Regions from separate parts of the Mus musculus genome. Here region 2 is linked to region 1. A link is a loop called in an ENCODE intact Hi-C map of the cell type or tissue named here. Cell type or tissue: left cerebral cortex. All regions are shown on one strand. Links, peaks and the distances in the headings refer to the core of each region. The heading gives the core; the rest is flanking DNA.

Region 1 (16,509 bases), core at 5,557-13,556:
AGCTAAGGTCTCCTGTATGGAATTGCCTGCCTGCCTGCCTGCCTGCCCGCCCTCCCTCCCTCCCTCCCTCCCTCCCTCCCTCCCTCCCTCCCTCCCTCCCTCCCTTCCTTCCTTCCTTCCTCCCCTCCCTCCCTCCCTCCCTCCCTCCCTCCCTTTCTCCTTCCCTCCCTTCTTTCCTTCCTTTCTTTTCATTCCATTTTCTCTCTCTTTCCATTTTGTTTGTATGTGTTGTGTGTGTGTGTTTGTGTGTGTGTGCACATATATATATATGATACTGCATAGCTATGGAAATCAGACGAGGCTTACAACAGTCAGCTTTTTCCTTCTATAATGTAAGTCTCAGGGCTGGAACTCAGGTCTGGTGTTGCTGAAGGTGCCGTTATTTAAGTCATCTCACTGACCCTTAAAAATCCTTATATCTCCAATGTGTGTGCTGCTACAGGAAGTTTAAAAAATGCAAGCTGCCCCTTTAGTTTAAATGCTGGTCATTATGCTTTTCCTTACATATTTTACACACTGGTGTACCATTTGCTCACATAGTCAATAAGGACTATTGTGTATAATACTGCAATCGAACAGTAAGTTTATAATGAACAAATGCATGTTGAAAGAGTTGATTTTACACTTCATTTCTGTAACTCTTGTAAACAAGGACTGGAAAAATGCTTCACAGAAAGTCCATGTTCAATAAATGAATGAAGGCTATTATTTATACTGTCAAGTCCTTTACAGTTCCCTGTGAATGAGGAATGCTGATACACATGCAGGCATGTGCAAGTGAGGCAATTTAACAGATTTTTAAAGCTACAAAGCTAAAATATAAAAGCTGGCAATGATGTAGTAGAGTTAAATGTATTTGATTTATGCTTTGGATTTGAGGAATTGTTGACAGAGATGAATGAAGTTATCCCAGTGTTTGAAAGAAGCATGAATGAAGGAAAACAATCCTTACTACCCACTTAGACTTGGCGACTCAGGAGAGATGCGTTTGTCTATCCTATTGTCTTCATAGTTTATATGAGGAAAGAGTATTTATTGTTAGTTGGTGTAAGATTTGTATTGTTAGGCATGGCACTATTTTAGCTGTGAGGATGAAGATTAATTTAGGCATTTAATTGTACTAACTGTATATACTGTTTGACCTGTGTTTTGCTTCAGGAGATATTTTAAAAGTCCTTCTTCATCCCATAAGAATGTTATCCCAAAAAAAAATTAATTGCTAATGTCACCTAAAAGACACTCTATAATGTTTTGTGTTTGTATTTGTTTTGTTTTGTTTTTGTGGTGTTTTTTTTTCTTTTTTGTTTTGCTACATTTGTTAGCCTTTTCTTTTTAAAATGATCTTTTCTTCTATCAGTCTTCTACAGGCCATTCTTCTGCAGTAACTCAATTATGCTGTTGCTATGCAATGAAAATATTTTAGAAACTACATCTTGTCTTTTTACAAAAAGAACAATGGCAAACCTTGATTTGTTTTGATTCTATAATTAACCATGCAAGGAAGGACGTTTTAATACATTTTTCAAGGAGAAATCCAAAAATAGGGAGGCTGAGAAGAGAGCATTTTCATTGTGAAATCTAGGGAATGATAATCAGATGAAAGCAAATTTGGCATTTTTCATTGCTTCCTAAAGAAATAAGCCTGAGAGGCTGGAGGTGGTGACTTGTCAGTGTCTCAGAGTAGCTAACTCTACCAAGAAGAAGTCACTCTGCTGTACTTATATTACAGATTCATGGAGAGGCAGATGTGTAGCGGTGATTGATTTGTTGTTAGTAAGTGTGATAATATATGCTTCCTTTAACCCCAAGGTAATGTAGGCATCTTTGGGTAACTCAGATAACCAGAGAATAACAATAATAGAGGTAATTTGATTTGTTTTTAGTTGATTCAGAGAAATGAGTTGATTATACGAAAATACATAAATTGTGTCTAAAATGATGTTTAGGTTAGGGAGAAATGAAAAAAGTGTGTGATAAATAATTTCTTCCAATGACCCATCCTTAACTATTGAGTGGTTAATATGGCAGATCCATAAGTTGATTATACATGCTTGTATATATATATATATATATATATATATATATATATATATATATATATATTTGCATGTACATATTTATGTTCTGAACAGCTTGGGAATTAGATAGTATGAATCTTTGTTCTATTCATATTTAATAATAGCTAATTTCATGTGGTTTAAATAATGCATCTTTGATCTTATAGGAACAATCGCTAATTTATTGCATACATTTTTAATTAGATATTTTCTTTATTTACATTTAAAATGTTATCCCCTTTCCTGCTTCCCTCCCCAAACCTCCTCCTCCCCCTTCCTCCTGCTCACCTACCCACCCAATCCCACTTCCTGGCCCTGGTATTTCCCCACACTGGGACACAGAGCCTTCACAGGACCAAGGCCTCTCTTCCCACTGATGACCCACAAGGCCATCCTCTGCTACATATGGAGCTGGAGCCATGAGTCCCTCCATGTGTACTGTTTGGGTGATGGTTGAATCCCAGGGAGCTCTGAGTTTTACTGAGTAATTCATATTGTTGTTCCTCATATGGGGCTGCAAACCTCTTCAACTCCTTGAGTCCTTACTCTAGGCCCTCATTGAGGAACCTGTGCTCAGTCCATTGGTGGGCTGGCATACTCCACATCTGCATTTTTCAGGCACTGGTAGAGCCTCTCAGGAGACAGCTATATCAGGTTTCTATCAGCAAACACGTGTTAGCATCCACAATAGTGTCTGGGTTTGGTGACTATATATAAGATAGATATCGACGTTTGGTGGTCTCTGGATGGCCTTTCCTTCCATCTCTGCTCCACACTTTGTCTCTGTAACTCCTTCCATGGGTACTTTGTCCCCACTTCTAAGAAGAACCAAATCTACCCTCTGCTCTTCCTTCTTCTTGAGGTTCATGTGGTCTCTAAATTGTATCTTGGGTATTCTGAGCTTCTAGGCTAATATTCACTTATCAGAGAGTACATACCTTGTATTCTTTTGTGATTGGGTTACTTCACTCAGGATGATGTTTTCTATTTCTAATCCATTTGCCAAAGATCTTCATAAATTCATTGTTTTTTTTTTCTCTTCTTAAATACCTGAGTAGTATTTGATTGTGTATATGTACCACATTTTCTGTATCCGTTCCTTTGTTGAGGGACATCTGGTTTCTTTCCAGGTTCTGGCTACTCTAAATAAGGCTGCTATGAATGAATATAGTGGAGCATGTGTCCTTATTGCATGTTGGAGCATCTTCTGGGTATATGCCCAGGAGTGGTATTGCTGGGTCCTCAGGTAGTACTATGTCCAATTTTCTGAGGAACTGATAAAATGCTTTCCAGAGGGGTTGTACCAGATTGCAATCCCACCAGCAATGGAGGAGTGTTCCTCTTTCTCCACATCCTTACCAGCATGTGCTGCCACCTGAGGTCTTGATCTTAGCCATTCTGACTGGTGTGAGGTGAAATCTCAGAGTTGTTTTGATTTTCATTTCCCTGATAACTAAGGATGTTGAACATTTCCTTATGTATTCCTCAGTTGAGAATTCTTTTGGTGGAGCTGTAACCCATTTTAAATAGGGTTATTTGGTTCTCTGGAGTCTAACTTCTTGAATTCTTTGTATGTATTGGATATTAGCTCTCTATCGGATGTAAGATTGGTAAAGATCTTTTCCCAATCTGTTGGTTGCCATTTTGTCCTATTGATAGTATTTTTTACCTTACAGAAGCTTTGTAATTTTATGAGGTACCATTTGTCAATGCTTGATCTTAGCGCATATGCTATTGGTATTCTGCTCAGGAAATTTTCCCCTGGGCCCAGATGCTCAAGGCTCTTTCCTACTTTCTTTTCTTTTACGTTCAGTGTTTCTGGTTTTATGTAGAAGTTCTTGATCCACTTGAACTTGAGCTTTGTACAAGGAGATAAGAATGAATCAATTTGCACTCTTCTACATGTTAAGCGCCAGTTGAGCCAGTACCATTTGTTGAAAATGCTGTTTTTCCCCCCACTGGATGGTTTTAGCTACTTTGTCAAAGAAAAAGTGAACATAGCTGTGTGAGTTGATTTTTGGGTCTTTAATTTTATTTCATTGATCTACCTGCCTGTCACAGTACCAATACCATACTGTTGTTTGTTTTTGTTTTTGTTTTTTTTTTTAAATCACAATTGCTCCATAGTACAGCTTGAGGTTGGGGATGGTGTTTCCCCCAGAAGTTAATTTATTGTTGAGAATAGTTTTCAATATCCTAGGTTTTTTTCTTAGTCTAGATGAATTTGCAAATTGCTCTTTCTAATTCTCTGAAGAATTGAGTTGGAATTTTGATGATGAGTGCATTGAATCTGTAACTTGCTTTCAGCAAGATGGCTATTATAAATACATTAATCCTGCCAATCCATGAGCATGGGAGATCTTGACATCTTCTGAGATCTTCTTCAATTTCTTTCTGAGATCTTCTTCCATTTCTTTCTTCAGAGACTTGAAGTTTTTGTCATACAGATATTTCACTTGCTTAGTTAGAGTCACACCAAGGTATTTTATATTATTTGTGACTGTTGTGAAGAGCATTGTTTCCCTAATATCTTTCTTCTGCCTGTTTATCCTTTGAGTAGAGGAAGGCCACTGAGTTTGAGTTAATTTTATATCTAGCTACTTTCCTGAAGTTGTTTATCAGGTTCAGGAGATCTCTGGTTGAATTTTTGTGGTCACTTAAGTATACTGCCATATCATATGCAAATAGTGATATTTTGACTTCTTCTTTTCCAATTTGTATTGCCTACATTTCTATCTTTGTTCAATATTATGGGTGTTCAGCACAAACTAACTGCACATAGCATACTTTTCAATTAACCTGAGGATCTACCCTAAAATTCTGTTCTGGAAAGTAGACACTCATTTTGTTGATCAGTGTTAAAAATATATGCTTTACTTTTGTTTTGAGATTTTTAAAAACCTTAAGTGTACTTTAAATATCCATTACCAAGTCACTTGTGTAATTTTATTCCTTTCTAAACATAATTAGGTTCTTGTGCTTTAATTTTTTTTAATCTATGACATCACTTGAGCAAAATTTGCAAACTTGTGTCTGAGAATACATGGCAAAGTCACAGAATAGAGAATAGTATAAAATTGAATATAGGCCTGTAACTCCTCTCTAAAGATCTGCTTTGGTAGAGTATGTTTGTCTTTAAACAAATTCTATCTATTTGAATGTTGTAGTATCTAGAAGCAATTTATGTATAGTTAATAACTGTGTAGTATATCTCAGGAGAGCCAATAACCTCAGTGTTATTGAACAGTGGAAAACACAGCGTCTTTTGGTTTGCAAACTGGAGTTAAAATATCATGAGCTTCTATGGAGGATTTATAGTTTAAATTTGTGTTCAGCTATGAGCATAGAGAGCAAGAAAAATGAGCTGAACGAGCCCAGCAGTTATTATCTCAGGGGCATGAGGGAAATTCTAGAAGTACTCTAGGGGAGAAAGTGCAGTGGTTCTTATTCAGTAATCTTCAAAACAATATGCAAAATAGACTGGGAAGTTTTTTTTTGTGACAGCATGCCCTGTATGAGCTTTTAGGTGATGCATTTATAACTATCAATTTAAAGAAATGATACAGTGGTGGCACATGCCTTTAATCCTACCACTTGGGAGGCAGGTGGATTTCTGAGTTCGAGGCCAGCCTGGTCTACAGAGTGATTTCCAGAACAGCCAGGACTACACAGAGAAATCCTGTCTCTAAAAAACCAAATACATATATATGTCTCTCTGTGTGTGTGTGTGTGTGTGTGTGTGTGTGTGTGTGTGTGTGCGCGCGTGCACACACACACATACAATACGAACTTAAGAAAGAAAAATAATGCTTTTGGTTAAAATTTTCAGTTTGTGTATTTATGTATTTGGACATGAAACTTGTATTTATATATCCTGCATTTGGAGAGACTTTCTGAATGAAATGATCACTGCATATTATATAAAATAATTTATAAACATTTCTTATTGCATTTCATCCTCATACTATCCCTTGGAGGGAATATTCAATTTAACACATAGCAAAACTGAAAATTTAAAAAGCCTTAATAGCTTTTTTCCTTCAAGATTATCCATTAATTAATTAATTAATTAATTAATTAGCTGAGAGCCATTGTTTGATATTGCCTGGGTCTGGCATCAAAATGATTTATCCATTGTGCAAGTGGCCTCTAGGGCTGATGTGACCCACTTCTTTAGATACTCGTGTTTGTTGTATCTATCCTACAAATCTCTGTTCATATCATTGCAGCTATATCTGAAATTTTTTTAATCAGTAGTATGAACAGTATAATGACTTACCTAATCAAGGAACCAATTTTTCTATACACATTTATATAACAGAGATATCTATGATAGGATTCCATCCCTCTGTGACTATAGACTACCTGAGACATGAAGTCATTGATGTGTAATTTGCTTCCCACTTTGACCTCTGGATTTGGTTCTGTGATAATTTTTTGCTTCTGGTTTCTTCCAAAATCCAGTAATTTCTCTGAAATATGTACTTAGTACAATTGACTTCAGAGTGTCCCTGATGATGATATAGAAAAATATTATGCTACATAGCACAGAGCATCAAGGTCCACTGTCAAGTATACTGTGTGTGATTAATGCTATCACGGTTATCTTAAAAACAAGAATGAGAACAAAAACAACAGCAACAACAATAAAAAAATGATCATTTTAAACAGTAGCCAGAGGAATATAAACTAAGAATGTCTATTGTGGTTAAATGATAACTCTTTTTGTTTTAATTGTTAAGGGTGTAATGACATATTTGGTTTGTCATATATTTTCCATATGGCTTAAAAATAATGGCAATATTATATAAGTATCTAGTACTTATTCACATTTTTAAAAGATGTACAAGCACTAACTCATCAGATCATTTTGATGGCTTCATGAGTTAAGGTATAAGGTATAAAAACCAATAATATTTTAGTGTTTAAAGATTATAAAAACTGAGAATCAACAAAGCAAGGGCAAGAAACTTCCAAAAGTTACACAGCCTAGATGCTGATACCAGGATTCATCCATAGGGTTTGGTTTTTGGTTTCCATATCTGTATGAGGGACATGGTTTTCACAAAGAAATAATAATTCTCCTTATGCTTCATTTTGGTCCTTGTCATATACAATTGTATGCCCCTGATAACTAGATTACAACTTTAATCCTTCATGTATAGAAATTAACACTTGAAGCTGAATATATGTTGGCTACAGTTCAAATACTCTTAATACTCTTTTCCATTTCTTCTTTGACTACATAGTACAATTAGATAGAGAGTCAATATAAGCATAGTTATTAAGAACCTGCGTTTTTAGGTCCTGTTTCTTCAGTTCAGCCCCAACTCTCCCTTGGTTATATCATCTTCCCATTATGTATTTTTACTTATAAAATTTGTAAAAGCTGTACTACTATCTCAAGTATGTATAAGTATTGTGAGGACTGGAGTCATACAGAAAGTGCTTATTGAGGTCTTTGATATGTGCACCTACATATATTATTAATACATGGCTTAAATAATAGGAATTTTCCTTGTTAATGATAGAATAAAAATTAAATTACAACAAAACTATCTCAGTGGTTTCCTAGAAAGCCACATAATGTGGCTGAAAACTAATGTCTACCTGGAGTAATATTCCATAGAAAACCATAAGCCATACCAAAGAAGGAGAGAAACTTAAATGGAGAGAGAGTGAGGTAAACAAAATCATAAAATGTTAACGTTTTGGATATTGACCTTCATGGGTGTAGTGAGGTGCTACCACATCTAGAGTTGAAAGCAAATGTTTGGCTGTTCCTTAATAGTAAGGTGCTTGCAGACATTGTTTGTGTAGTTCCCCCTGTATGGTGTTCACTGACAAAGAAGTTAGTGTACAGCTCTACTATGTACAATTAATTCTACTCACAACAGACTGAGATGTGAGAAGCAACAGTTTTAAGAAGATGAAAAAGAGATGGATTTGGTTGCCCACTGTACAACTACCTTGTTATCAAATTCTCCTAAAGTCCTCTAAGCTGCTTCTACCTTATGAACTACAGACAACATAAACCTCTCATGACACTATCTAGAGTTCGGAAGTGTCTGTGGTGTTTAGTGATTTATTGACTAGTTCTCCTTCCTCCATAGTGACAATTTTTATCTCATGTGCACCAGAAAATCTGTAGTATTGTCTGAATGAAGTGAAAAACTTGATACATTGGCAATAGAGAAAACTAATGTTCAAAGCCATTGGATATCACCAATTTTTTTTAAATTGTCAACTTATAAACAATTAAAATATTTTTTAAAACTTTTTATTTAAAAACTATTGACCAATATAATCTGCATATTCCCTTCTCACAAGTCCTTCCAGATCCTGTTCACCCCATCCACTAATTCCATCTTTTCCATCTTCTTTCTCTCTCTCCCTCTCCCTCTCCCTCTCCCTCTCCCTCTCCCTCTCCCTCTCCCTCTCCCTCTCCCTCTCCCTCTCTCTCTCTCTCTCTCTCTCTCTCTCTCTCTCTCTCTCTCTCTCTCTCTCTCTCTCACAAACAAATATCAAAATATGGAAACCATGGCGGTCCTACCACTAGTGAAACTATAAGAAACTGAATCCTCTGCTGGCAAATGGAGAATAAGTTTTTTCCCATAGAGTTTCCCTGGGTATATCAATGACACTCCAGGACACACCCCATTGCACGAGTAGCTGGCCCATAAGCAAACTCCATATTTTTGTCTTAAACCTATATTTTAAGTTACATTACTCATATACCTACCTTTTAATTTTTTCTCAAAATTTTTATTCTACATGTGTTTCATGGATGGAGAGCCTCGGTGTGAACATTCTGTTTTTATTAAAAAGACTTTCAGTAAGTGAATGACTAAATTTACCAAGATATCCCATTAATAATACCAAGAAAAGTGTTCAACACATTAGAATTTCTTTTTCTGTTTCACCCATACTTTCACCCCCATCTGTTCTTTCTTGGCTGTAAGAACACATAGGACATCCATGTTCACAAATACCATAGCTCTAATATCCAGTCTCACCTTGGATTATTACTAATTTGAATCTAAATGTGGATAATGATGAAGAAGCTTTATGTTGGATAACAGAAAAATACACATGTTGCCCATTCCTTGCCTTGAACAATGAATCAATATGTACTTGAGAATCCATTTCATTTTTAAAATCTATCCCAAACTCGTATCTTACAAGATAAAATGCAAACTTTAATTGAAGAGCTTTAAAGTAGTTTTAATTATGTTTTCTAAGAATATGCATGCATTATAGCATCTTTCCTTCTAGAATGCTCTATCATTTCATTATTTTTCTTAGACTATTCAAAAATAAACCACACTTATTTCATGGCTGAAGATACCAGCTGAATTAACATAATTGCAGGTGAATACAGTCATTCAAAGGTACTATGTGATTGCACCTCTCAGTTGGCTAGATAACTGTTTACATGTTTTAACCAGATTCCAGACTGGAACAAATGTGGTGAAAATCAACATGAGTTCATCCCTGTGGAAACTGGCGAAGCAGCAGATGCTGCTGCTGGAAATAGCTGGGACTTCAGCATCTTTGGATGAAAAACATCTTGTGAAAAAAAAATTGTTCCATGCATTGATTCAGAGATTAAAAAGGGTATATCTTATTGTTTAATGTTTTTCATTCCAGGAGAATTATAAATTTAGAACTGTAAATGCAATGCAGACAACAATTTTGGAATTTCCTGTAGCCAGTTATTTACCCTAGCCCAAGGTCACGTCTTCCACCTAATTCCACATTCATTAAAACAACAGGTCTGAGAAATTTTGAGGTGAAAATGACAAAGCTTGGTATTATTACAGGTCCTTAATTAAACTGTCAGATTATGACTAATTCAGTAATTGCCCATCGTTTCTGCTGGCAGAGAAAGGGCCTACATAAGTCACAAACAGTTGGCAGAATGTGCTTAAAAATGGCATAACCACATGACTTATTATAAGAGGTATTATGGAGGTGGAGAAGAAGGTGAGAGTAAAGGGTCAGAAAGAACAATCAACCACATTGTTGACTATTTTATCAACATTCCCTCAGAAAAAGATATATAAGCAAGCAAGCAAAAATAATCTACAGTAGAATAGAAGTGTTCATCTATCAAGTATTAAGTGTTTAACCTGATTGTTGGAAATGATTTCACAAAGTTCATGGCTCCAATTTATGTTAAGACGTCTTTTGTTTATTTAAATTGTTTTATTTATTTACATTCCACTTATTGCCCCGCCTCAGTCCCTCCTCCCACAGTTCTTCCCATTCTTTCTCCCCCTTGCCTCTGAGAAGGCGCTTCCCCCCTCCCACCAGGCGTCCGGCTTCCCTGGGGCTTCAAGTCTCTTCTTAATTAACAATGGTGTTTACAAAAATATTAGGAAAAACCTACACAGCTGTCACAGATTCAAAACTCTGACTTTCTCAGCATGTGACCTGACATACAATTTTACTGAACTCTGCCTGGGGGTGGGGGGTGGGGGAGGGGAGAGTAGAAGCTTGGTTAAAATGGGAATTTCAGGGAAATCTTACCACTTTCATTTCAATATCACTTATGTAAAATACATTGATAGTTTTGTTCCATTGAAATCATAAGAATGATTTTGTAACTCCAAACTGAATGGCTTCTTTTTAGGATGGTATTAAAGGATATGTCAGTATTATTTGCTGTATTATTTAGTATATAGAACATTTATATTTCTGTGTAGTTTTACTTCAAATTTCTGAAAAAATAACAAGTAAATATATCAGGGGATTTCTTTTTTAGATTTTATGATAAAATGATAAAATACAATATTTTCCTACAAATTATTTCAGAAGGCATTGTACATATGTTTGGAATACAAAATGATGTTATCTCTACTAGTGTGTATAAACCTAGAAGTTACTTTTGAACTTTTTAGCTTAACACATGATTATAGAGAGGGATTTTCCTGACACAATATTTATTACAAATTGTAACTTTGTCACTGTCAGGCACGTAAGTGTCATCTCAGTGCTAGAGTGATTACTGGATCTAGACTCAACTAAAACATTAAATGTAGAGACGGTGAGGGAAGGATGGAAGTAGAGAGGGAGGGAGAGAGAATGTGCTGGTCTGATAGAGGAGAGAAAGAAGCAAATAAAAAATATCAGCCTATTAAATGTGTTTTCCCATAAGTTTTTAACGCCTCTGAGCCCTGGGTTACTCATCTTTATAATCACCGAAGCACATCTCCCTAACCGGATTGTAGAGTGGATAATAGTGAAAGGCAAGGATAACCAGCACAGTGTCTTCCATGACATGGAAATGTATTTTCTGCATTAGAAAGTTGTGATCCCTTCTTGAGGATGGCATGCATTGATGACTATGAAGTGGCGTGTGACATAGAGCCGATAATGCTCACTTGCTAAGATTTTGGAGGGATTCAGTGAAAGACTTAACTTTTCTTCAGTATGGCTTTTTAAATGACAGACTTTAATCCCTGCTCTATGTAAGTACTGTGTGTGATTACTTTTCAGGTTACAGAAGGGCATGGTATTTGTTTATTCAAATTCCATCGGGCTGTAAAACAGCAGAAATTACCTGTGTGATGTGAACCATTGAAAAAAAGCAAGACGGACATTGCTCATTAGATAACACTTGGTTCTTAAGGGGAATATGTTAACATTTTGCCTTGACATTTTTTTTAATTAGGTATTTATTTCATTTACATTTCCAATGCTATCCCAAAAGTCCCCCACCCACTCCCCCACCCACCCACTACCACTTCTTGGACCTGGCTTTCCCTGTACTGAGGCAGATAAAGTTTGCACGACCAATGGGCCTCTCTTTCCACTGATGGCCGACTAGGCCATCTTCAGATACATATGCAGTGACATTTTTAATAGCAGAGAAGTTTGATAATAAAAATGGAGGAAAGCAATTCTTTTGTTTCTCATGAAAAATAATATGATTCGTATAAGAGTAAAATTTGATGTATGATTCTTAAATTGTAACGTTATTTTCAATTGGTGAATATTCAAAAATATACTGGTTAGATAATAACAATATAAATAAATTGTATTTGAAGAAAACAAAATTGTGTATATCAGAGTACCATGAGTTGCATTATGCTCAAACAATATAATATATAAGTGGCATGGTTTTATATCTGCAATCCAGCATTACTTCCAGAAATCTTGAGAACAGAAAAGGAAAATGATGTATGCAAGGCCCGACGTAGCGATTTTATCACAACATTTCCATGATTTTAACCAACATTCATACTGATCATATAGATCTGAAAGGCAGAACTACCATGATGACTAGCTGTTGTTCAAACATAGAAATTACTCTGGTTTTGTTAATTTATTAAGTGTTTTGGTTTTCTTATCTCCTCTTGTTTATCACTAACTGAAGAAGAAAAATAATGAACTCTTATTTATTAAAAGCCAACCACATGATTTATTCTGTTTCCACAGATGACTTTTACTTCTTGTTCACAGCATGAAACTTTGGGTGTGTGTCTATTCTTTTATTATAGAAACTTGTTCACAAGTTTGTAACTGTATTATCTTTACACTCTGGTGCAGGTTGGATTCAGAGCCAGATGTAGATGACCTATCACATTGCTTGTTAAATGATAATAATGATCATACAATTTCTCCTCCGGTTTCCTCGTATAGACAAGTGTTTTGATGCTCTTCTATGTAGATTTTAGATTTGATTTGTGGATAAAGAACTATGGAGCATTTCCAGCACCTTGTGCGTTTCTGAGGGAGGAGAGTATACACACTACAGCTCTAATACAGAGTAAAACTTTGAAACTCCAGTATGGTGTGGTCTACTTATATGAATGTGTGAGCAGAACGGACTCCTGCTTTTTTTCTGCTTCCACTGTGCATAATTCATTAAAAGATTTCTCTCTGCTTGCAGGAATGACTTGTCAAGCTCGAACATCATACACAGAGGACGAAGTGCTTTGGGGTCATCGTTTTTTCCCTGTAATTTCTTTAGAAGAAGGATTCTTTAAAGTCGATTACTCCCAGTTCCATGCAACCTTTGAAGTTCCAACCCCTCCTTACAGCGTGAAAGAGCAGGAGGAAATGCTTCTCATGTCCTCCCCTTTAATAGCACCAGCCATAACCAACAGCAAAGAAAGACACAATTCTGTGGAGTGTTTAGATGGACTAGATGACATTAGCACAAAACTTCCATCGAAGCTGCAGAAAATTACGGGGAGAGAAGACTTTCCCAAAAAACTTCTGAGAATGAGTTCTACAACCTCAGAAAAAGCCTATAGTTTGGGTGATTTGCCCATGAAACTCCAACGAATAAGTTCAGTTCCTGGCAACTCGGAAGAAAAACTGGTTTCTAAAACCACCAAGATGTTATCTGATCCCATGAGCCAGTCTGTGGCCGATTTGCCACCAAAGCTTCAAAAGATGGCTGGAGGACCTACCAGGATGGAAGGAAATCTTCCAGCCAAACTAAGAAAAATGAACTCTGACCGTTTCACATAGCAAAACACCCCTTTAGGCATTATTTAATGTTTTGATTTAGTATTAGTCCAATATTTGGCTGATAAGATAATCCTCCCTATGAAATCTGAGAGGTCTATCCTAGCCTGGCAAATAGATCAGAGAACTCTTCATTGAAGTGTTATTATTGTGCTGAACATAAGTTATGAAGGGAGGACATCATAAGGAAGCTACTAGTCGGCATGTATTATCACATCAAGCATGCAATAATGTGCAAATTTTGCATTTAGTTTTATGGCATGATTTATATATGGCATATTTATATTGAATATTCTGGAAAAATATATAAATATATATTTGAAGTGGAGATATTCTCCCCATAATTTCTAATATATGTATTAAGCCAAACATGAGTGAATAGCTTTCAGGGCACTAAAATTACATACATACATACATACATACATACATACATACATGCATATGCACAGACACATACACACAAATACTCATATATATAAAACATACCCATAAAAACATATATATCTAATAAAAATTGTGATGTTTTGTTCAAATTTGTATTTCTTGTGCATGTTTACTTTATTAGACTAGAAAGGCTGCTGGCATTGATTATGAATACCAAATATTTTAGCCTTAAATTATTTGTTACTTAAAAATCTGATTTAATGTTTTCTGCTGTTGCCGTCATGGAATCTTTCAACTGTACTTTACCATGAAAAGATAGCAGAGATTGGTGGTGTCAAATGACACCACAGAGACATCATTATTATGCATTTAATTTGTAAATTTTAGAGTGTGCTGGTACATAGCACACATCACTGAACTTTTCTTATGATTTTTAGAAGTCACTAGAACTTGGGTGGGGGAGGGGTTAGTAAAAGTTAGTTAACTCATCGATTCTGAAGCTAACTAATATCTGGAATTTGGTTTTGTACTCTAATAAAACTACGGGCTCTGAACAAATGCGGAATCATTGGAAGAGTCAGTAGCTTATTGTGACTATGTCAGAGTCTATGTGAAACTGACAGGGTAAACAGTGCCTGTGGCCAAATGAGTTGGTTGCCAATGTTTTCTTCTTTTTTCCGGATCTTTTGTCATCCATAAAGACTTGTAGATATTTCAGGAGACATGACAGCACAATGAAACAGATGATAAATTCTTTTGCTGGAAATGCATATGCCTAACAGAGACTCCCTTTACACTGTTCTCCTGTTTCTGGCATTTGTTGTGAAAGGAGAGACTATTTACTGGTCTGGAAACCTATTCCAGGTCTGTCACTCAGAGTTTAGCACAGACCTGAGAGAAATTAATATCAAATGATCTGACAATGTTTGTACACTCAGGATTTTTTGGTTTTGTCTTGGTGTTGAACAATTCTTTTATTGTTGCCTTGAATCCCTGGCCTCAGAATAATTTTAGTGTTACTAGCTTTCAACCCCCAACATCTGACTGGTATCAAACTTGGTCAGAAGTATACCTTGAACACAAAGCTTTAGAATAAAAAAGTTTTTTGAAACTGCAGAAGTACTTCTTTGCATACTAATGTAGATTTTCCTACACAATTTATGAGGGATTTGTAATAATCCAACTTGGCCCAGAATTGATTTAACTTTTCATTAATATATAAATCACTGATGGTTGGTTTGAGCACACAGCATTCCTTATTGTTTAGTGATCCTGCGATAATTTTATTAGAGGCAAATTATTACATCTACAGTATATCATCCACTATATCTTCTGGCTACCTCTGTATCAACCAAATTCTGTAGGTGCAAACACATAACAGGGAATTACTACTGGAGAAATGATCAACATTAGCATCCATCCACTGTGAATAGAGCAGTTGCCCTACCCCTTGATCACCAAATGTTCTTATTTGCTACATGGAGGTGATGAAATATTAGCAGACAGAAAAAGGGGACCAGTGGGTATCGTATATTTAGCAGTGGAGGAAGCTGCATAGATCATTTAGTCCAACACCTTAAAACTATACAGAGCCATAATATTCTTCAGAGAGTCATTTTAATTTGTTTTTGGTATTGCAAAGAACCAAAAACATGCTCTCTGAATTTATTCATTTAACAAAATTTTTGCATGCCTTCTTTGACCTAGGCATTGTTTTTGTTTCTGTTTTTTTTTTTTGTTTTTAGTTTAGTTCCTGGGGATTTAGACATGTACATGGTATCAGCAAGAGAAAGAGAGAGAGACAGAGAGATACAGAGAGAGACACAAGAGAGACACAGAGAGAGACACAAAGAGAAACAGAAACGGAGAGAGACAGAGACACAGAGACAGCAAGAGACACGGAGACAGAGAGAGACACAGAGAGAATATTCAGTAGTCAACATTTCAATTAGAAAAATGAAAACAAGGTAGTAATGGAAATGGGTATAGGATGATATGTATTCAGAATATGATATTTAGGGAGTTGATTAACATTAGGAGTGAAAAACCTGACGAGAAAGAGCCAGTGTTGCCAAAACTCAATCCAAGTGATCAGTACACTTTGACCTTTTCCGCATACGTGTGGGAACAGTATGATTTCTGCATGTACTTGCAGTTTAATCCCTATTCCTAGGTTGATCATAGGATCCAGTCTGCCCAGGAAAATCGAGGTTTATACTTGTTGTACTTGTGTAATTATAAGTAGCCCTCTCTTTAAATCCTATTATGTCCTGGTTTGGATGATATATGGTAAAGTTTTGTTGACACTAACAAAATTATTGAGTCTAATATATTTGGAAAAATAAAGAATTGCTTTCTTCTCCTTTTCTTGATTTTCTGTTTTTGTTCACAGACCATTTTGGGAAAACTCATTCCACTATCACCTTTTTTTGAGCCTCAAAAACTTCTTAGAAGAGAAGTTTAATCAGCACGTGACATGTCTCTCAGGTTCCAAAGTTATAGTTTTTTAAAAGCATAACATATAACATAAACCACACTATTTCCATTTTAAGAAGTTGTAAGAGATACAATTAAAAGAACTGAAAGT
Region 2 (16,509 bases), core at 3,517-11,516, 100 kb after region 1:
TAGTCTCACAAGAAACAGCTATATCTGGGTCTTTTCAGCAAAATCTTGCTAGTGTATGCAATGGTGTCAGCATTTGGAAGCTAATTATGGGAGGGATCCCTGGATATGGCAATTTCTAGATGGTCTATCCTTTCATCTCAGCTCCAAACTTTATCTCTGTAGTTCTTTCCATGGACGTTTTGTTCCCGATTCTAAGAAGGGGCAAAGTGTCCACACTTTGGTCTTCGTTCTTCTTGAGTTTCATGTGTTTTACAAATTGTATCTTATATCTTGGGTATTCTAAGTTTCTGAGCTAATATCCTCTTATCAGTGAGTACATATTATGTGAGTTCTTTTGTGATTGGGTTACCTCACTCAGGATGATGTCTTCCAGGTCCATCCATTTGCCTAGTGACAGTGTACTCACATAAAATAAATAATCTAAATAATAGTAAAATAAAATATAACAAAGCAAATGGAAATAGAAAAAAAAACAGAAAAAAAGAGAGCTGAAGAAAAATCAAGGGAAGCACATATGAACACAGAGAAACACACATTTGTCCACATAGAGTTCCATAAAAGACACAAAAGTGGAAGCCATAATATATATATACAAAGGACCTGTAAGGTTAAAAAATACAACCTGGTGAAATATTATGAGACTACCCCCAAATGTCAGTGATATAAATTTTGTGTTGACATCTACTGCTAGGCATAGAGGCTTCCCTTACGAGTGCTGTGTATGCCCAGTGAGACTGCACTGCTTTTTACATTTGCAAGTGGTTATTAGAGAAAGCTTCTGGGATAGATATGGGGGCAAGGGTCTCCTTCTTCCAGTGCTTGAACCTCACGTGACTCTCGGAGCTATGCAGACCCTGCGCATGCTACCCCTCTATGTATTTACTTGTTTGTGTTTAGAATGTTTGCTTTCCTTAATGAGATCCTTCCCCTGTGGCTCTAACATTCCTTCTGCCTTTCTAAAATACTATCTTTCATTGAGTCTTTAAAAGGAAATGTGAAAGCCAAATTAATCATCCCCTAGGTTACCCTACAGTTCTATCCATCTAGACTGTCAACACTATGAATCCTTAGATTGCCAGTCACCTGCTTCCTGGATCACCTTCAGAAAAACAACAACAACAAAAAGGTTATACCAACATCTGCTACAGGAAGTTACAGGAGGCTATTATATAAAATAAATTAATCAAGGTCAACAGTAGGTCTTAACATCACACAAGTGAATTAGCATTGCATACATAGTCTTTTTTTCTTATTATGTATTTAAAATATAAATTTTCCATCTTGCTGTATAAATTCCTATTTGTATTCAGTGGATAACTATAAAAAAAAAAAGAAGAAAAAGAAAAAGAAAAAAAGTAGAAAAAAAGTCTATCATTTGGATGTTTTGACTCTCTGTTATGTATTAGCCAGCCTGATACAGTGGTTTTTGATACTTGTACGGCTTTTGCTGTCATTTGATTTTATGAACTGGTCCTCAACAAAACAATAGAAAAAGAAAGAAAAGAAAGGAAAAACTGTCTTTTTAGAAATGATCACATTAGTAAAGCCCAAACATCCTTGTTCTTTGAAGAAACTCCATTTTGTGCAAGACCAGGGAAAACTCCAATTCTAGGAAGAATATTACACCCCATCTCCTTTAGCAACAGTCAGGCTACAATAGTAAGATCAAGGCACACACACAAAACCTAAGACATCCTGCAGGAAATAGATAACCTGACCATCCTGCTTGTCAGGTGGTTCTGCCCTCGTGTTTGGTTCCTGCAGATTACGCCAGAAATGCTGTTTTAAAAATATTAACTTGCTGACACACATGGAAATGCCCCAAGTTTGCTGTAATCACAATAAAAATTCTGTATCCCTAAACTTGGGGCTGTCACTCTGACAGGGATGGTGAGAAACTTTGCTTGTAATAAAGACTCGTGTATTTTCATCGAAATTGGCTCCTCAGTGCTCCTTAGGGTACCTGCAATTTGGGCATAACATTTCATGGATCTCCTTTCTTGAGTATTCCAACAATTTGCTTGTTTCATTCCTTTTCTGTGTACATTAAAATCTCACTCTATTTGATAGTATGCTTGATACTAACCACTTCTTTAGTAGAGTGAGTGTTCTGTACCACAGTCGTTGTCCTGTACTGTAGTTAGTCCTCATAACTGTTTCTTGGTGTGCAACACACATCCCAGTCAATTTTTATTATTATTATTATTTCTGCATTTTCTTTCTTTTTTTCTACTTTTTAAATTTTTAATTCATTATTTTACTAATGTTGCCCTCCCCTTCCTGGTACCCCTCCTACAGTTCTTTACCGCTCCTCCTTTCCCCTTTGCCTCTGAGAGGTTACTTCCCTCCCCATCACTTGTCCCTGTTGCATCAAGTCTCTACAGGATTCAGTGAATCCTCTCCTACTGAGGCCAGAAAGGCAGTCCATAGCCACATATGCTCTTTGGATGGGGGCTTAGTCTCTGGTAGTTCCCAGCGATATGGATTATTTGATACTGTTGGTCTTCCTATGGGGTTGCCTTAAATAAGCATATTAATTCTATAATCTTTTATTAAAATTTGAAAAGTTAATGTTTAAAAACTTGTTTTTAAGAAATATTAGCCATTTAATTTCTAACACATATGAAATATCAAGCCCATTAATCATATTACTCCAAAGAAGGTTTTAGTAATAAAAATATTTATTTTCAAATTAGCAGATGATGATTATAGTAATTTTGATAAAAACTATTTTTATTATAGTGTATTATTAACAAGATAAAAATATTGTAAAAATTATAGTTTCATATATATACTCAAATAATTTTTGTTTGGTGAAAGAATATTGATAGACTCACATGGAAACTGTATATGTCAATAAGGAAATGTAACCCTGGCTCACTGTGAGCAATATTACTTGTTTGGATTTTTCATTGCTTCTCTACTTCAGGTTAATAAAGAAAAAAAAACCCAAAAAACAATAAAGTAGTGTGCTTTCCACACACTGTTCTCTATTTGATGCAGTTTAGGAACTATTGACTTCCAGATGTGAATGTCATTAAAAGTTAACTACATATAGAATACACAAATTGTTACTCTATCAAAGTGGAGCCTCATATTTTTCTAAGAGTAACAGTCACACAATCACAAAAATGGTGTGTGTGTATGTGTGTGCGCGCACACACATACACACACACAGACACTGTTTTTTTTCTTTTCTTTTCTTTTCTTTTTTGTCTGGGAAGCTCTTGCTGGCTTTCTAACTTGCCACATATAACTCCACCATTTGTATTTATGTTACATATATTCCATTATTTTCTCCTTTTCCTCCCCTTTCCACTTCCTTAATTTTTCTTTCACCCCTCTCATGGTCTTTTCTATTTTCATAAATGGTACAAAACACACATACATACACATTTAAATGTAAAGTCAGTATCTGACATAGGACATGCCACATTTGTGTTCTCATGTTGAACTTAATATGTTTCACATAATAATTTCTAGTTTCAACCACTTTCCTGCAAATGTTTGATTTAAGTTTTCCTTTTACTTAAATTGGTTATTTTATTTATTTACATTCCAATTGTTATACCCCTTCCCCATTTCCCCTCCACAAACCCTCTATCCCATTCTCCCTCCCCCCTGCTTCTATGAGGTAGCTTTCACACCCACCCACTCCCACTACACCCCTGTAGAGCTCCCCTACATTGGGGCATGAAATCTATAAAGGATCAAGGGCCTCCCCTCTCATTGAAACCAGATAAGACAATCCTCTCCTAAATAAGTGGCTGTAGTCATGGGTCCTTCCATGAACACTTTGGTTGGTGGTTTAGTTCTTGGAAGCTCTGGGGGATTCTGGTTGGTTGATATTGTTCTTCCTATGGGATTACAAACCCCTTTAGCTCCTTCAGTCCTTCCTCTAATTTCTCCACTGGGGTCCCCAGGCTCAGTTTGATGTTTGGCTGCAAGCATCTGCATCTGTATTTGTAAGGCTCTGGCAGAGCCTCTCAGGAGACTGCTATATCAGGCTCCTGTCAGCAAACAAGTCTTGGCATCAGCAATAGTGTCTGGGTTTGGTGGCTGCATATGGGATGAATTCCCAGGTAGTCTCTGGATGGTATTTACTTCATTCTTTGTTCCACAATGTGTCCCTATATTTCCTTTAGACAGGAGCAATCCTAGGTTCAAATTTCTGAGATGGGTGGGTAGCCCCATCAGTCATTTGAAGGCCATATCTAACTTCTCTGTATAATCTCTACAGGCTCTCTCTCCTCTTTGTTGGGTATTTCAGTGAATGTCATCCACATTTGGGCACTGGGGGCCTCTTACTTTCCTTGAATCTGGGACTTTCTGGTGGCTAACCTAAGATCCCCATCCCCAATTGCTATGCACTTCTCTTCAATTTCCTGACCTTCTGACATTCTCCCCATCTCCTCCTACACTTGATCCTGGCCCCTTCTTTTCCTGCCCCCCTCTTCTCTTCCTCCCAAGTCCCCCTCACTCTCTACCTTCTTTGTTATTTTATTCCCCATTCTAAGTAGGACTGAAGCCTCCACACTTTGGTTTTCCTTCTTCTTGAGCTTCATATGGTTTGTGAATTATATTGTGGGTATTCTGAGCATTTTTCCTCATATCCACTTATCAGTGAGTGCATACCATGTGTGTTCTTTTGTGACTGGGTTACTTAACTCAGGGTGGTATTTTCCAGTTCCATCCATTTGGCCACACATTTCATGAAATCATTGTTTTAATAGCTGAGTAGTACTCCATTTTGTAAATGTACCACATTTTCTGTATACACTCTTCAGTTGAGGGACATCTGGACTGTTTCCAGCTTCTGGCTATTTTAAATACGATTGCAACGAAGAAGGTGGATCATGTGTCTTTGTTATATGTTACAACATCTTTAGGGTATGTGCCCAGGATAATTTTTCTTTGACTTGAATAAAAAAGGACAAATTTCACATATCTGCATGAATAGGGCTGGAATTCTGAAACCACATCCTTTTCTCCATTCTGAGAGCGTGTCTGACTTGAATGTGTGCAAATCTTGTGTGGGAAGTCACAGTCTCCAAGTTCAGAGAGTGAAGGAATTGATACCTGCTAGGAAGTGAAAATCAGTTTTGTCCAGTGAAGTGGCATTGGTTATGCAAACTATACTGCACGGCAGTAGTGATTGGCCAATATAAATTGTACTCCATAATTTTTGGTGGCTTTGTTGTTTTTGTTTTATGTGTGCTTTTCTTTTTCTTTTAATAAGAAAGAATGAATAACATGTTGAATAGGTAATATTGGGGTTATCTGGGAGTAGTTGGAGGAAGGGCAATAATATGATCAAAGTATAGTGTAAAAAATTATCAAAAATATAAATGAAAAATATTTTTAAATATCTAATCTTATAAGCCATAATAAAGACAGTAAGAATTTAGTGATTCCAATAATGATCAGACAGTCCTTGGTTCTTATTATTATTTAACACTTCTACATGTAGTAAAACTGAAGGCATGAAGACATTCATAATTAATTGAGCCAATTACCCAAAAGCTGAGGTTGCAACTTCTTCAAATCTGCTTATCATTACAAACCTCAGTATGTTAAGGAATAGTAGAGAGACATAAAAATCAATGGCAGGAATAGGATATATTTAGGTAACATTTGTAACTATAGCATAGCAGGGCAAGGACTTTATAATCATGGTATATAGTCTTAAGAATAAAAATAGGAAACACAGAAGATTCTAATTATCTAGTATAGGAAAACCCTGGTCCTATGGTTGAAGTTTGACATTACCTGAAAGCTCTTAGAGCATGGTGAAAAATGGCAGACTCACTCTGTCAGCAAGGCTTACTGTTTTCTAGCTGAGGGATCCAGACTCCATTCTGCCTCCTGTGGAATATTGTGCAGCCCTTAAGAAATTCCAGGTCTAACTCCTTTTCTCTGTAAAAGAAACCTGAGATTCCTGGAATACTACCCCATGCTAAGGAGACATCTCAGTGTCTTAGCCTTCAGCAAGTGACCTTTTCTCACCCTGGATATCCCTACCTTCTTTTCCCAAACTGTAAAACCTTGACTCACCCTGAATAAAGTGGGTCTATCTCTCTGATGCTTATGCAGGAATGTTGTCATGTCAGTCCTTACTAATGGGGCTTCCATAATCTGATCTGTCCTGCTGCTCCATTTGCCACAGGGGACCAATATGGACTGACGATCCCCAGGGCACAGAGGGAAATATATAGTGTTTTACCATAATTCCTAATGAGAAGGCTTTCAAAAGAGATGGCGGTTAGCTACAAAATTTTACCATAGGAAAGAAATGCAGTAAAAATAGTTCTTAGATTAGCAAATTCTCAACAGGCAGAGCTACATCAAAGCATGTGTGTTTAAAACGTGGCTCTGCATGCTGTCCGTTTTTCTCTTTTTAATAGAGATAACAGTAATACTAGTATTACCTTCAACGATCACTGCATGTTTGCACTAGTATCTTCAAAGTGTTAATATAACTTGGTCTTATTGACACACATTGATTTACTGCTCATAATAAGTGAATAAACATTAAGTTCTTACTAAAGAAGAAACTAAGGACATGTGTAAAACTTTAGTAACTACTCTAGAGACCACACCCTTTTAATGTAGCAATTGGCTTTAAAATATATTCAGAACCACTAAAATAATTTTACAGGTAGTATAAAAGGGTGAAGTTCTTTTTAATCAACTAGGAGGGTTATTTTTTCAATTCTATTGTATGTGAGGGTCAGAATTAGAGTAGACTTTTAAATTTTCCTTTCGTTTTTATGTCTAATGGTGTGTGAATGTTTGTGTGTGTGTGTGTGTGTGTCTGTGTGTGTGTGTGTGTGTGTGTGTGTGTGTGTGTGTGAGCTCATGTGTGTCATTAGGGTACAACTTTCCAGATTGTGTTTTCTGCTTCAATTATGTGAGTCTTCAACTGACTTGGATAATCATGCTTGGCAGAAAACACCTTTACCTGGTCACACACATGCACGCGCACGCACACACACACACACACACACACACACACACACACACACACAGATCAAGGATTCTTAAACTTGGAAAAATTGAAAAACTGAGAAATACATTCTTCCTCATTTATCCTTGAACCATCCTTTATTTGATCTTTTAATTTTAAGAATTTTATTTTTAATTTAACACATTTATCTCAACATCTGGTACTTAAAATGTTTTTTTTTTTCTAAACTTTTCTCTAAAGATTGTTTAGTAGTAGTTAATGACTTCCTGCCTCTGAGCTTGTTTGTGTTTCTGTCATTCTTAGATAATGTCAAAAGTTAAGTCATTGTTCTGTATCCTGTTCAAAACCTCTCATGTAATAGAACTGAGAGATACAGACTTTTTAGGGTTTTTTTTCCTATTAAAACATTATTTGCTTTCATGCTCATTAGTTTCTGCACCATATTGCAAATTTCTGAAGCAAATTTTCTCATAATATTCTCTATTTTCTTTTATGGTTTCACATTATGATCTGCATCATTTAAACTGAGCATAAATAAAGCAACTGTTCTGAACAGAGCAGACAAAGGAAGCAGTTGCTTAGCAACAGAAATCACAGAACAGATCCTGAACTCCTACTCAGATGGAAGCTTCCTACCCCCGCTCAGTGGTGAAAACATTTTGAGTATCCATCTTCTCTGAGCATGCCCCTCATACTGGGAGAAAAGCCAGATTTAGATCCTGATATTAAGAGGAGTTAGAAATTAATAAGCTTCAGGAGGGTCTACATCACATCTTTATGAGTCATAAATTACTGCATTGATGATGAACAACTTATGTGCCTGACATGGTTATGCTTTTGTCTTAGAGCTGAGTAACTATGTACCTGAGACTAATTCTGAGTGCACTCGGTGTAGCCATATGGGTTGGGGTGCAGATTAAAATGCATCAGAAGCTGTGAACAAATCCAAAGCAAGCAGTGGGACATCCTAGAGACCACAGCAGCTTGATTCTCCATACTGGGAATTATGTTGCTATAGTGGTAGGGACAGTATGAAGGTTTTTGAATCAATGCAAATCACAACTAATATAGATTTTAAACTCAAAGGTATAGATATAACTATAAATAATGCCAGATAGACTTTCTTCTTATGTCTTGTGGGCATTATATCGAATTTCTTTCAAGGTACATCATTAAAAAACACATATATCTTAAATAACTATTTTGAAATTTTAATCTATCTTTTAAGTATGTACATAATTGAGGTTATCATACTTTCTTATTCTCATAAGATTTTTTAAACTCATTTTTTGCAAGACTTCCTGCATTTCAAGTATTTACTTAATAGTATTTGGTTATTTCTACTTAACAGGTCAAGCCTTACTATTATTGCAAATCAATGGGAAAACTCATGCATATATTCTGAGAAGACAGGATAGATCAGTTATAAGATCATTCTAAGTAAGGACACTAAATATAACTCAAGCCAAGTGCCACCATTATTGGAATCTCATAGAAATCAAATCATCACAGAAGCAGCATAAGTTAGTGTATGTGGAGAACATGAAAAACCACAATGAAAGGAGAAATGAATTAAGCATGTTCATGGAGTTGAAAAAAGGGTCAGAGGAGGTATGAAAGTACTGCTGAAAAAAGCACCATAAATCAACCTAGGTACCTACATGATTGTGTTTGGTGAGAATTGTCTGTACAGATCAGAAGAAGTTAATGAATTTATAGCTGAAATAAATTCTGGATCTGAGAGGCATTGCTTTCTAGGCATTGGTATTAAGTTAATTAAATGGATAACTAACTAATCTCAGTCATTGTCCATGAGGGTAATTGTTTTAGTGGAGGTGAACTCGTAAATGGCTCTAATAAAGTATGAAAAGTACAAGAATAGAGATGTTCACAAGATATATCACACAGGAAATGGAAGTGAAAGCTAATTAATTAGAAGAGAGTTTTGATATGGGTATGCTTGGCTACCATGTGACATTTCTGTTGCATGGACTTAGAAACCGATTTTGATAAGGAGCACTCACTCCTCTTTGGAGATTGCATGGTAACCAAATCCAGAATTAAAGCCTGACACCTCTGTTTACATCCAATATCTGTAATTTGGGGGTTTTTTAGAGTCAGAGTTCTACATTGCAAACAGATATGTTAATCATCCAAACAGTGTCTGCCTAATTAATCTCATCACCTATCAAGGTAAATTTAACCAACACTGCATAAAATATTCTTACAGACATCATTTGTATATGCTTCAATTCTTTCCCTATTTAAAGTAAAGCTCATGTTCGTAACACAACAATTAGGTTGAATGGTTGAATGGTTGAATTTATTTCCCTAATATGATATGTCTTTTGATTAAATTATTTCCTGTCTTGCCACCACTTCAGTGTGTGTGTGTGTGTGTGTGTGTGTGTGTGTGTGTGTGTGTGTTTGTTTGATTCTTACTTGGAGGATCCCCTCAGAGTTGGATGACTCTGGCTACACCAGCTCTTTAGAAAATTTCAGATTAGGATGCTGATGAGGGACTTGCAGATGCTTTACTAGAAATTCAATGTCCACCTCATAGCAGGCTCTTCTCAATGAAAACTTCGTACACCCCTCAGTGTTCTGTCAATATCATGTCTCACCTGCCCAAATCCAGATGAGTTTAGGACTAGTCTTCTCTAAGCCATTGCTTCTCACCCTCCCAAATATAAATGCAAATATCTTCCCCAAATTTCTTTTCATTCAAAATTCACAGAAAAATAGTGCAGGCTGCGAGCAGAGACACTCAATTAAGTGTTCTTTAGTTTTGTGATAATTTTTACAGTTTCAAATTAACCATGAAATAAAAACATGCATACATATTCCTGGAACTGGCCAAAGTGTTAATTGATTGTTTGAATCTCACCTCCCTAATTGGTTATGGTGAAATTCAACATGGTCAGCATAGGGATTCCCAGCAGGTAGGTGGCTCTGCACACAAACTGATGCAGACTGTGTTTGCATAAGTCAAATCCTTACAGATTTCATAGGAACAGTCTATGTGCACTTCTATCTTTCCTTTTGTTTATAATATTTCAATTTCATTTGGATTGAACTCAATGGTGTGTCTCTATTTATAACTGTTTATTCATTTGTGTATGAAACATAAAATTAGAAGGAGCTAGAGGTTCTTTGTTTAGGTTGGAAATTAAAACTAAGATCAATTATCTTATAGACTTTTAAGATGGTTGCTAAACATATTGCTTCTTGACACAAAGTGGATATAAAGAGCACAGAATATTGATGGCTTACAAATGACATATTTATTACATCATTTGCCAGTTTTGTTAAGTTTTCGAGAGTTAGAAGCATATTTTTCCCTGATTAATCTAATGTACTTTCTAAGAAATAAACATAAGCAAAATCGAACACTTGATTAATGTTATGTATTACTTGGTAGTACAAAATACAATTTCTTGAGATTTTATAAAATAGTCTTGGAGTTATTTCTGTTCAGTAATAACACCTATGAAACACAATGAGATATACGTAAAGATGCATTAAGTGGAACTCACATATTTTTGGTAACCATCATCTCCTAATTGAACAGAAGGTGCAAAAGACTAGCATTGGCCTGGAGAAGACTTGAAATCAAATCACAGAATCAAGTTGATTCTCTGTGCTCTGCTTGATCCAGCTTTTCCAGTTTGCATCTCTCTATGTTCTGCTTGCTTGCTATTCTAAGAGATCTCTCTATCCATGTCCCCCTTGCTTTGTGTGTGTGTGTGTGTGTGTGTGTGTGTGTGTGTGTGTGTGTGTGTGTGTTTGTTTGATTCTTACTTGGAGGATCCCCTCAGAGTTGGATGACTCTGGCTACACCAGCTCTTTAGAAAATTTCAGATTAGGATGCTGATGAGGGACTTGCAGATGCTTTACTAGAAATTCAATGTCCACCTCATAGCAGGCTCTTCTCAATGAAAACTTCGTACACCCCTCAGTGTTCTGTCAATATCATGTCTCACCTGCCCAAATCCAGATGAGTTTAGGACTAGTCTTCTCTAAGCCATTGCTTCTCACCCTCCCAAATATAAATGCAAATATCTTCCCCAAATTTCTTTTCATTCAAAATTCACAGAAAAATAGTGCAGGCTGCGAGCAGAGACACTCAATTAAGTGTTCTTTAGTTTTGTGATAATTTTTACAGTTTCAAATTAACCATGAAATAAAAACATGCATACATATTCCTGGAACTGGCCAAAGTGTTAATTGATTGTTTGAATCTCACCTCCCTAATTGGTTATGGTGAAATTCAACATGGTCAGCATAGGGATTCCCAGCAGGTAGGTGGCTCTGCACACAAACTGATGCAGACTGTGTTTGCATAAGTCAAATCCTTACAGATTTCATAGGAACAGTCTATGTGCACTTCTATCTTTCCTTTTGTTTATAATATTTCAATTTCATTTGGATTGAACTCAATGGTGTGTCTCTATTTATAACTGTTTATTCATTTGTGTATGAAACATAAAATTAGAAGGAGCTAGAGGTTCTTGTTTAGGTTGGAAATTAAAACTAAGATCAATTATCTTATAGACTTTTAAGATGGTTGCTAAACATATTGCTTCTTGACACAAAGTGGATATAAAGAGCACAGAATATTGATGGCTTACAAATGACATATTTATTACATCATTTGCCAGTTTTGTTAAGTTTTCGAGAGTTAGAAGCATATTTTTCCCTGATTAATCTAATGTACTTTCTAAGAAATAAACATAAGCAAAATCGAACACTTGATTAATGTTATGTATTACTTGGTAGTACAAAATACAATTTCTTGAGATTTTATAAAATAGTCTTGGAGTTATTTCTGTTCAGTAATAACACCTATGAAACACAATGAGATATACGTAAAGATGCATTAAGTGGAACTCACATATTTTTGGTAACCATCATCTCCTAATTGAACAGAAGGTGCAAAAGACTAGCATTGGCCTGGAGAAGACTTGAAATCAAATCACAGAATCAAGTTGATTCTCTGTGCTCTGCTTGATCCAGCTTTTCCAGTTTGCATCTCTCTATGTTCTGCTTGCTTGCTATTCTAAGAGATCTCTCTATCCATGTCCCCCTTGCTTTGTGTGTGTGTGTGTGTGTGTGTGTGTGTGTGTGTGTTGTAAAATAGTAATAAAAAGGGTTCATCAATTTAAGAGTATGGTACACAGTCTGGAGAACAAAAGGAGGGGAAGCAAATAATGATATTGTATTTTAAGTAAAACGTATTAAAATTAAAAATCAATAAACACAAACATAAGTATATGTGTTTTTATTAAATTGAAGTCAATATCCAAACTTTAAAAATGTTTTTCTTTAAAAACATAAATTCAAATATGTATTTTTCTGGGCATATGCATTTAATATAGTAAAATGCTATGTTGTCATATATAAATATGAGTCAAAAAAGTAAGCAACACAAAGCATTTCAACATTTTTGTTAGCCACATTATAAAAATGAGAATAGAAATTCTCCTATTTCATATAATTTTGAATAATGCATATGAACTTGTATACCTATGTTATCATCAATTCAGCATGCTCTGTGTAGGTCTAATGAGTCTAAAACAAAGATATGAGCTGTGTTAAAAGTATGGCAATATCTAGCAACTTACATTAATTTTGAGGAATAAATTTCTGAGTTGAAAATAAGTTAATCAGAAAAAATGTATATTAGGCTTTGTATATAGGCTTTGGTATGTGGTACCAGTGTCTTTGTAATCTTTAAAATATCAGTTATATGCACACATATCTACTAGTATTCTGGAGAGAAATTTATGCCATATACAATTTCAATAGCATATTATATTGTACCATTCTTTGCTTGACAAAGAGATAATGTTCACAAGCCTAATATACAGAATTGCACATTTGTTTTATTGTAGCATGATGCTCCCTGCTTTTCACAGAATATGGGGTATCAAGAATAGGGAAGTAGTATTAACCACTTACCCGGTTTTTCCACCAACCTGGTCCCTTAATTGAGAACAAAAACAGCAGTGGCATTCTTAAGCGTAGACTAGCTTTTTGTCATTTTTTGTCATGTTAGGGCTATGCTAACATTCAAGATTTACACTTGATATTACCTTTATTTACGTGGCAAACTGACATGAACATATTACCTGAAATTTCTTACAACTTGGTTGCATAATGCTGGAGATTAGTAAGTTTCTTTGAGTCCTCTAGCCAGAGTGAGAAGTGTTAGCAGTCTGAATACAATTTCAGAGGGAGTCCCAATGCTTTGCTTCAAAACATGAGTCTAATTGGAATAATGAGAAAGTAGTCGTGCTTTAATACACTATATGGCTGTTTCAGAAAGAACATAGTTTATTTCCCTAAATAGAATGACAAAGGGGAATTCAGCCTTTCTTCAGATAGTTAATGGAAAAGGCTATTTTTCCCTCTCTCAGTAGGTGTGTGTGTGTGTGTGTGTGTGTGTGTGTGTGTGTGTGTGTGTAAGGTTGAAAGCATGTGGGTTTTTCTCTGTTAATGTTAGCAATTTTATTATAGAGTACAAGTGTCTATTTTCTAGTCCTCTGTTGGGAGCCGCCCCCACATTCGCCGTCACAAGATGGCGCTGACATCCTGTGTTCTAAGTGGTAAACAAATAATCTGCGCATGTGCCAAGGGTATTTTACGACTACTTGTACTCTGCCTTTCCCGTGAACGTCAGCTCGGCCATGGGCTGCAGCCAATCAGGGAGTGATGCGTCCTAGGCGAAATATAACTCTCCTAAATAGGGAAGGGGTTTCGGTTTCGTTATTGGGGTGGCTTTCGCTTTTGGGGCTGGGGGTTTGCGCTCCTGGCTCCTGAAGATGTAAGCAATAAAGTTTTGCCACAGAAGATTTTGGTTTGTTGTGTTCTTTCCTGGCCGGGCGTGAGAACGCTAATAAGAGTCCTCCAGGAATTTTAATTTTCTGACACTTCTTTCTGGGGTCTAATACACAGAACTTGTAATAATTGAAATGTTTCATCCAAGTGTTGTTGTAGTTGTGCTTTCTCAGTCTATAATGAATGTTCAAAATAGCAAAACTAGTGAGATGTCCTGGTTTCCAACAGAGCCATCCTCGGTATAACTGCCTTTAAAGTAATGATTTAGGTTATCCATTCCAAAATTTGCATGCACAATGGCTTGTATGAATCATGTACATTTTTTCCTCAGAGAGTAAGATTAGCAGCATGTACTATTCACAGTGAAGAGTAAAGATACCTTGTTGAATGCAAAAATAATCAAGCCCACATCCTACTTTTCTTCAGCTCATTTTCTCATTAGCACAGATTATTTCCAGAAATGGCTCTTTACCAGATGACTCTTTGTAAAACAGACAGTTCGTTCTGCGCTTCTAGAGATACCTCAGTAGTTAAGTGTACTTGACTGCTCTTCCAGGTTTGAGTCTCACCACACACATGAAGGTTCACAGCTCTAGTCCCAGTGAATACATCCTTTACTTTTGACCTTCAGTAATTAGAATTAAGGAATTACTATGTGATATCTAAATGTGATTGAGTGAACACACATAATCAATAGAACATGAGCCTATAAATGGAGACATAACTCACATTTTTGTAGAGCTGAAATATTACTTTTGGCCAACAGTAGTGGAAGTTCGTTGTTCATGGAAAACTATATTAAAAACCAAAGATGTCAAGAACAAAACGACATAGTCTTTATGGTCAAATAGTCCAAATATCTTGCAGAAACATAGATGTACAGATAACTTGAGTGCTTTTAAAGAACTGTGTATCAGAATCATGTCCACTGTGCTTGGGAAGCCAATGAATGGATAACTTTAGCCTGATTAGGAAAAGGTTAAGTGGAAAACACCATACTTGAGATCAGTCATGAAGAAGAACATCTTTGTTAGCTAAATGATCAAGATAGGGTTTGTGTTCATTCAGAGATGATACACCTAACCCTCAAGAGACTGGAGGCCCCAAGGGAGTTTAGTGGTCATGTCGGTGGGGGGCATCCATGAGACAGGGGTGTCGGCAGGAGTTATGGGATGTAGAACAGTTGGATGGTGGATTGGGGGGAATAAAATATAGAGTGTAAAAAATAAATTAATTTTAAAAAATGATCAAGATAATGGAAATTATCAGATAGAAGGGCCATCTAGAGGCAACAGCTCATTCAATGAATTTCAGTATTTTAAGAGATAACAGGATTAGTTAAGGATCTTTTAAGGCAATTAATAAAGGACAACAACTGAAAGAACCAGATTTTTATATATTTGTTACTCATTTACATTTGTATATTAATGCAATGAACTTTGGTTTTGTTGTGAACAATGGATATGTCACTTTCATGCCCCCAATATTCACAATGGATAACATGGTATTAGAATCTGGAGGCTTTGAGAAATTTTTCATTTGGGAGCTGAGCTTTTATATACTTTTTTAGTGTCCATACAAACGTGCTGTGAAGAGATTTCTTATTCTTAGAGAACAATACTAGAAGAGATATAGAAATTTAGAGATATCCAGAGATTAAGCATAACTGGTTCTTCAAATATTCATAAAATGAGTAGGCAGAGATGAGAAGCAGTTACTACAGCTTATAGTCTACTTTATGTACAAATGTTAAGATAGGAGGAAATTAACTGTTATACCCAGGAATGCAAAACATGTTAGGAATAGGGTTATGCTGATAGTCTTTGGCTTTATACTGTATTCTGTATTATTATGTGCTCTTGTACCACATATATCTAAGTCATTCTTTTTTTATGGTTATAGCTCCTTTTAACCCTTACTATGTTCTAGGAATTTGTTTTCTTGATTATAATTGAAAAAGTTAACTATTGTAAGGTATTTTAATGAATACTGTTGGAAGGATAGTAGGACAATAAATGAAGTTGTAATCAGCTTAGCAGTCATGAATGAACTTTCAGAAGCAATAACAACATATAGCTCAAAGTGCTAACTCTATTCTACTGCAAAGTCTAGCTTGGAATTAATAAAAACTCAAAACAAAACCTTGTCATTGAGTCAAGTTTATTTGAAAACTCTTACCTAGTCTTCTTTTCCTTCTGGAAGGTACAAAGAACTATCATGCTTGCATTACCCACAAGCAAACTTTCCTTGGCTACTATTGTCCTATAATCATCAAATCTCTATCCAGCTGAGGTCAGAGAATCACATGATATACTTTGGACCATGAAAGTATAACACACCTTTCACCTGTGATGCTGTTTAAGAGATAGAGACCAAGTGACCACATCTCTGGTTACTACACGAATCTGTCTGTGTTTATCAGGAGACTTTTCATCTCACGATGATTACACATGCATTTATTATGACACTCTGGGGAAAAATAAAAACAAGCCAAGTTTATCTTTGATACTCAGTTTGCAATTTTTTAAAACCTCTTTTGAGCCACATTGCCAGATCCCCCTGTTCTGTCTTCAGACACCAAGTATTGCCATCTTTTCTACTGCTGCCTTCTCTTCAGAAGATATTGAATTATCTCCTTCACACTTGGCTTGCATTTCTGGTAAAGTTTAAGGTGTTAATCCTTTCTGTTAACAGCTTTTTTT

Evidence for each region. Peaks named below come from ENCODE experiments on the same cell type or tissue, not always from the same donor. Only the 100,000 strongest peaks of a DNase experiment are listed, where the experiment ranks them.
Region 2: a loop joins it to region 1, with 6 times the contacts of the local background. A loop is called at or near these places in 2 of 42 quality-filtered maps.

What each region holds. Positions count from the first base shown.
Region 1 is chr2:55,581,857-55,598,365 of GRCm38, forward strand. Kcnj3 (potassium inwardly-rectifying channel, subfamily J, member 3) reads left to right here. Exons shown (of 5, transcript NM_001355118.1): 5 at 12,955-16,289. The coding sequence ends at 13,541. Among named protein-coding and RNA genes, the nearest start is that of Kcnj3, 150 kb to the left of the region's middle. In left cerebral cortex, for the core only: no CTCF peak of the experiment used is centred there; a DNase peak (open chromatin) is centred at 9,557; H3K27ac peaks cover 788 bases.
Region 2 is chr2:55,685,806-55,702,314 of GRCm38, forward strand. No RefSeq gene overlaps it. Among named protein-coding and RNA genes, the nearest start is that of Kcnj3, 260 kb to the left of the region's middle. In left cerebral cortex, for the core only: no CTCF peak of the experiment used is centred there; DNase peaks (open chromatin) are centred at 7,616 and 7,843; H3K27ac peaks cover 2,055 bases.